2 separate regions of the Homo sapiens genome follow, and region 2 is linked to region 1. The links are chromatin contacts, found by Hi-C or POLR2A ChIA-PET in ENCODE. All regions are on one chromosome and are shown on one strand. Each heading gives the region's core, a stretch centred on a gene start or an enhancer-like site at or near the end of the contact. The rest is flanking DNA. Distances are from core to core; before and after follow the strand shown. Region 1 overlaps CACNA1C (calcium voltage-gated channel subunit alpha1 C). Region 2 overlaps LINC00940 (long intergenic non-protein coding RNA 940).

Region 1 (3,228 bases), core at 697-3,196:
AACTATATTTACGCTAAACACAAGACCGAACAAAAGCTCCAGACTCTAACATCTTATTTACAAACATCTCAATTTGAAGTAATTAAAACAGTTGCAAAACTACTAGTTACCTTCCTTTCCTCCCTGCCTCTCCTGGTGTCCTGCTCACCAAAGAGCAGTCGAGAAAGAGAGTGTGTAGTTCTAAGAAACCACCAGTAGGTGGTGCAGGCAAATTCTGCGGCGGAGTAGGCCCTTGAGAAGCCAGGGGCCCTTGAGCAAATATCCGTCTGGGTTCCATTTTGATTGTTTTGGCTGGTGGTTTGGGATTTTAAGTCCCCGTCATTAAAAGACTGTTCCATTTCCAAATAACTTTTCTGGCTTAAAAGGAAGGACCTTTTATTGTTTTGTTGTAATAAGGGTTACCATTTAAGTACCTCCCAGGTGCCAGACACGCTAGTAGGTGCTTTACCTACTTTCAATCCAGGCAACAACCCTACGACATATTCACCATCACCTCATATTACAAAGGAGCTAGGACTCAGCAAGTTCTAGTGCCCTGCACACAGAGCTGGAATTGGTAGAACTGGGGATTTGAATCCAGTCTACATAGCTCCAACATCCATGCTGTAAACCCCCTGATATCACTTTGAAGCTGCTGATTCAGACAATACATTTGAGGAAGCCACAGAAGGGCTATTTTAGAGCAGTCCAGACAGCATCCCTAGGTCCCCAAGATCCTGAAATGACTGCCAAGGATACTGGGAATTCCATTCCTGGAACACGTCTCAGATCCCTGGGAGACCTACCTCCCCTCCAGAGGTTACCATTCCACGCTGGTAGGAGTCCTTGACTCCTTTTCTCATCTCTAAGACACAGAGTGGAGCAGCCCTGGAGGCAGCAGGAGGGATTCTGGGTAGAGCAGCCCCGAGTGTATGTCTCTAATAAAGCCAGGTACAAGCTCCTCGGCTCACTGTCCATGGACAGTACAATTAATCACGTTTCCACTGCCACCTTCCCACCCAGCCTCGTGGTCATCTTCCAGAGTCTGCCTGGTTAGGAAAGGAAGTCCTTTGTCACAGATCATTTCTTTCTCCCCAAGAGGGCATTTTTTCTGCCCCCAACCAGCACTAATCCCTCATTCTTATACATATCCTCCAACATATCTGCTCCAAGATTTCTGTTGTGGGACTGCCACCCTGCAGGGCTGCCCAGAGGGAGTCAACACCATTGTCTCTGAAAACACGCCCCTGCCCAGCTGAGCCCAGGGAGGCCCAGAGGACAGTGCCCCAGCACTGCCACTTTCCTGATGCCCTTTATCATACCCTGCCCCCAATCCCCAATTGCCTTGACATCTGTGAAGCAAGGCAGGCGCTGGCCAGGAGGCTCTCTCTGATGCTGGCTCTCCACCTGTCCATGCTTACCACCTGTGGACTCCAGCTCTGCCGGGCCAATTAAAACATTGAATCTTCAGAGCGAGGGCAGTTTGGCCATAAATGCCCAGGAACTTCCCCTGAATCGCTTCATTTTTCCAAAGGGGAGGTAAAGTCAAAGAAATACTAATCTGGGAGTCAGAAAAGCAGAATTCCACCCAAGCTTTATTACTAACTAGCTGTGCGATTTTGGACAGGTTCTTTAACTTCTCTCCTTCAGCATCTGCATGTGTAAAGCAGAAGAATTAGGCCAGGTGATCCTCCAAGTGCAAATATTCAGTGATTCTATGTGACTTGACGCGAATTTCCTCTTATCAGAAGGGTAACTTGAGCTAAGTGAATGTGAACATGTAAATGGCAAAATAGGGAAGCTGTTCTGACCACTTGGGATCCTAAAAAGTCACTTAAGAACTAGGTGTCCCCGGTGTGTACCCATCGGCAGCTTGGATCATTGCCCATATGGCACTGATACACTGATCACGTAACGCCTGGTTTAATCCATGTTCTCCAGTGGCACACAAGTCTCGGTGAGGGCGTCGTGCCTTTATCTCACCCACCGCTGTATCCCCAGTCCCTAGTACCACCAGCACAGTGTAGGCACTCAATAAATATTTGTGGCATGAATGAATTTCCACTGTACAAATCTGATTTCCTGACTATACCGGAGACCAGGCAGCAAGCACACATTTAATAGACTCTGCAGCTCTTCTCTATCTCTTCCCCGTAGATTTCCACAGGAAAATGGGCTTCTGATGGTTCTAAAAGTGAGTTTTGTCCAGCAGGGTTGCCTCTGGAGGTGGCTAGTTTCCCTCCTCCATCCACCCCCTCCCCAGGCAGTGAAGGAAATTCAGGATGACTATTGGGCATAGTGCCTCAAAAGCCACATCCACTCAAAGACACACAATTTGCTGCTGGGCCATGGGCTCTTTTTTCCCACCTGCTCCTTTTTGGCATGTGCCTCGACTCTCATACCCTCCCTCTGTACTGTCTGCACCCCCTGACACTGCAGGAGAGAAGACCCAGCATTTTTCAGGAAGCTTGGCTCCTGCTGGCTCTGCTAACCACCTGAGGGCATATCTTCCCCATATGGGATGCATTTGGTGCATAATTAGTCAAAGGCATCCGATTTCAATGAAGCCCTAGTTCTCCCAGCTTGGTCCACAGTGCACGAGAGAACCCTCTTAACCCGACCGGCAGCCTGACAGCTTGGCATTTCTGTATCTTTAAAGGCAGGCTGAGTTGGAGAACAGACTTTTAATTAAAATTTACCTTCCTATACATGTGTTGCCCCACCATTTACATTGTAATTTTCAGGTCACACATGCATATTAGTGCTACCTTTTGGGTGCTGGCAGTGGCAGCTCTACTGATGAAGGCTACACTGCAGGATCCATTGACTGGGGCTGCCAGAGCCACTGGGTAGCTGGCATCCCGCAGCAGGGTGATTAATCTGTATGTTCTTCCTCATAGCTGTTGTAGATACAAGCATGGGGCGGTGGGTGGTCCTGAGGGAAAACAGACAGAAGGGAGGCACAGACCCACCACGGACACACAATACAAAATGCAAGGGCACCTTCTCAGCCCCGCAGCCAAACTGGGTGGAAAGGGCCACTCCTCAAGACCCTGGAAAAACAGACCCCATCAAGGAACACAAACCCATTAATGGACAAGCTGACTCAGAGGGAAAATGGGGTTGCAAACACCTTTGATGGGGAGAGGCGGAAAAGCACTTCTGGGGTGCAATCAACCTATTTCAGGGCAACTGACCATGCTTTCTAGGTTGCCAAGGCCAGCTGGTTGATTGGTTCCTGAACTGTCC
Region 2 (3,091 bases), core at 175-2,674, 360 kb after region 1:
CCCCTGCCTGCCTCTCTCAGGTGCCCTCTTGTGCTCAGCTGGGGCAACTCTGTGACCTTGGCCACAACAGGCACTTTATAAAATGGGAGCATGAGAAAGGATCTTGTGAGGCCATAATCCAAGCCTTTCCTTTGGCTGCTGAAGACAGGCCCAGAAAGGAGCCAGGGCCTGCCCCTGGAGAAGTAACTTGCTAATGGGGGCCGGGACCGAAACCTCAGTGAACCGCCGCAGCTGCCTCCTTCGCTCAAGGTGCCCCTTCCTCCCACACAGCACAGCTCTCTCCTCTCCCTCGGGGACTCAGGGATTAGTCAACCTTTAGAAGTGTTTATTTATAAAGCTGCTGCTTCTCCTTCCAGCATCTGAACGCATTCTACAGGCATTAATTAAGGAGGCCGCGCAGCAAGCCTGGGAGGCAAAGGAAAAGAGAGTTTGGGGGATTCATTAAAGGACCAGTCACCCCTGCCGGGAGCCTCTCCTGTTTATTCTTTAATTTCTCAGTCTCTCCAGAACACAAGTACACGCACCTGCACACATACATATACACGCGTACACATGCACGCATGCAAGACACGCACACATACTTCACATATACATACACATCACACAAACATGCACACACATACACACACATGAACATGTGTAAACATGCAATACACACATACACCTCATATACATACACATCACACAAACATACACACACACGTGCACATGTGTAAACATGCAATACACACGCAGATACACCTCATATACATACACATCACACACAAACATATGCACATACATTCACACGTACACATACGCACACACAAACACATGCAATAGACATGCACATTCACACAAGCCCATATACGTTCACTCACACACATGCACACACATACATGCACACATACATTAACACAATACACCTCCACATAGCCACATCATAGACACCCATGTACACACATTTGCACACACACGCCCCAGCCCGTTTCCAGCAGTCTCCTGTTATCCTGCGGAACAAACCTCTGCCAGTTCCATCCCAAGCATCGCTGAGTCTCATCCCCTGTGGTTTGGCCCCACAGCACCCAGCGGATGCTCCCTCTGCAGCCAGGGAGAGGCAGGCAGAACCTCTTCACTTCACCTCACATGACCCTCAGCCCACACCCCTTCTCTCCACTTCTGCTCACTAAAACTTTCACTCCTGAATGTTGTGCACGCTCCAGCTCACACCATCTCCCCTGCTGTGGAGAGAGACGCACGATGCACGTTGAGTCTGGCTTCACTGCCAGCTCCCCGCCAGGGCTGGGAAGCTCCAGCCCTGGGTAACCACCGCCAGGAACTCTGTCCTGCGTTCTTCTGTCACGATCTTGGAGTTTGTTCTTGACGTTGAGCAGACCAGGGCGGCCTGCCCTTGGCAATGGGCCTAGGAAGCCGTGGTGCCAGGCTGCCCGCAGAGGCCCCGCCACTCCCCACGTGGTCCAAGCCTCTGAAGCCCTAAACTTCTTGCCTCTGCTATTCTGCTGCTGTTGCTTTTTCTTTTCTCTCCCGACCCCACCCTCGGGCACACAAGCAATCAAGGTAATCTTGCTCCTTAGTGTATATAAACCTTCATCATTGGTTTGGACAAGGACGCTTTAAAAGTTCATTTCCTCCCTTTTACATCCGTACCCCACTCCCATTCCCTACAACCCCTCAGCCATCGTATTCTGTTCAATGTGTTATTTTTTGTTTGTGTTTTTACAAAATGTATATTGTTTTGTGTGCGTGGCTTTATATTAATTCTACAGAGGTGTAAGATGCACACAGAAAAGTATGCAGAGTCCTCAGTGCACAACTCAGCGAAGTTTATAAACAGCCGTCTGTGTGTGTCTGCGTACGTGTGTTAACCCACATCCAGACGGCAATCTAGAACATTTCCGACACTCCAGAAGGTCTTGTATATACCCTGCTTAGTCAAACCAACCTTCCGGGATGTCACTATGCTGATTCCTGTCATCATAGGTTTCTTTCTGGAATTTCACATAAATGGAGTGACACAAAGCAGTGTCTTCACTGTCTTTTATCTGGATTCTTTCACTCCTCATTATGCCCATTTTTAATCACTGTGTCGTATTCATTTGTATGAAACTCTGTGGACCTATTTTTTTTTTAGGACAGGATCTCACTGTCACCCAGGCTACAATGCAGTGGCTCTATCATAGCTCACTGCAGCCTTGACCTCCTGGGCTCAAGTGATCCACCTGCCTCAGCCTCCTGAGTAGCTGGGACCACAGGTGCCCGCTGCCACGCCCAGCTTATCTATTTTTAATTTCTGTGGTTCTGTGTCATGAATCCCGTTCTGGCTTTCCCTCCACTGACTGCCACGTTTAGGTGTCGTCCTCATCGCCATGTGCACGTGTCATCCGTCAGTGCTCCATGCAGTGCTCCACCACGGCATCCGCCACTCTGCCACCAGCTCCGCGGGGATGGACGCACAGGCCCCAGTCATGGCCCTGCCCTGAGGAGATGCTGGTCGTCTTCCTGCTCATTCACTCCCCTGTGCTGCACTGCTGGGGTCAGACAAGGCTCCATCCAAGAACCCATGACTTCAAAAGAAAGAAACCTTTGTCCTCAAATTTGGTAACAGGCAAACGGTCTGCGTGGAAGCCCTGTCTGCAGCCTCTGCTCACTCCAGGACGTGCTGCCCTCACTGCTCCTCTGATGTGCCCCCGGCTCAAGGCTGAGCATTCCCGTATCCACGCAGGAAGGCCGGGGGACTGGCTCCCAAACAGCGGCCAGGACCTTGGGGGCACCCAGGGAGACTGGGGCCCTGCACCTCAGGGCTTTGGATCCAGGTCTGGGACGAGCCCTGGGAATCAGCATGGGAGCAGTGGCAGCCATCCTGTGGCCCTGAGGGGAGCTGGCTGGAGGACAACCTGAAATGCTGAGGGCAGCAGGAGGAAACACAGAAGGAACCTGCGTCCTGGGTGACATCCCGGACCTGCTGCACTCGCCGGCCCTGGAGCCACCTGCCTCTGGCTTCATGTGAGCTGTCACACTGTTATTATTATTTCGTTCCTCAAGTAGGGGTTTCCTGCTCCTTGCAGCCGGAAGCAGTAAGTGGTAGCCACCC

What was found. A loop is a pair of places that touch in the nucleus more often than their neighbours do. ChIA-PET counts read pairs that join two places held with the same protein, here RNA polymerase II (POLR2A). Pooled maps may share reads with other maps.
Region 2: a pooled map shows a loop between it and region 1 (2.4-fold over the local background). The contact joins two enhancer-like sites. A Hi-C loop is called at or near these places in 2 of 168 maps with a recorded cell type or tissue (IMR-90 and mammary epithelial cell) and 10 of 50 pooled maps. POLR2A ChIA-PET finds 5 or more read pairs at or near these places in 1 of 52 experiments (AG04449).

What each region holds. Positions count from the first base shown.
Region 1 is chr12:2,288,354-2,291,581 of GRCh38, reverse strand. All of the region lies in intron 3 of CACNA1C (calcium voltage-gated channel subunit alpha1 C), which reads right to left. CACNA1C-IT3 (CACNA1C intronic transcript 3) reads right to left here. Exons shown (of 3, transcript NR_046769.1): 3 at 2,837-2,914. Among named protein-coding and RNA genes, the nearest start is that of CACNA1C-IT3, 20 kb to the right of the region's middle. Within about 2 kb of position 1,946, at least 7 of the 41 ENCODE cell types and tissues checked have a DNase peak (open chromatin) inside an H3K27ac peak, as active enhancers do.
Region 2 is chr12:1,930,689-1,933,779 of GRCh38, reverse strand. LINC00940 (long intergenic non-protein coding RNA 940) reads left to right here. Exons shown (of 2, transcript NR_036546.1): 2 at 2,350-3,091. Among named protein-coding and RNA genes, the nearest start is that of LINC00940, 4.3 kb to the left of the region's middle. RefSeq lists an enhancer at 26-624. Within about 2 kb of position 1,424, at least 4 of the 41 ENCODE cell types and tissues checked have a DNase peak (open chromatin) inside an H3K27ac peak, as active enhancers do.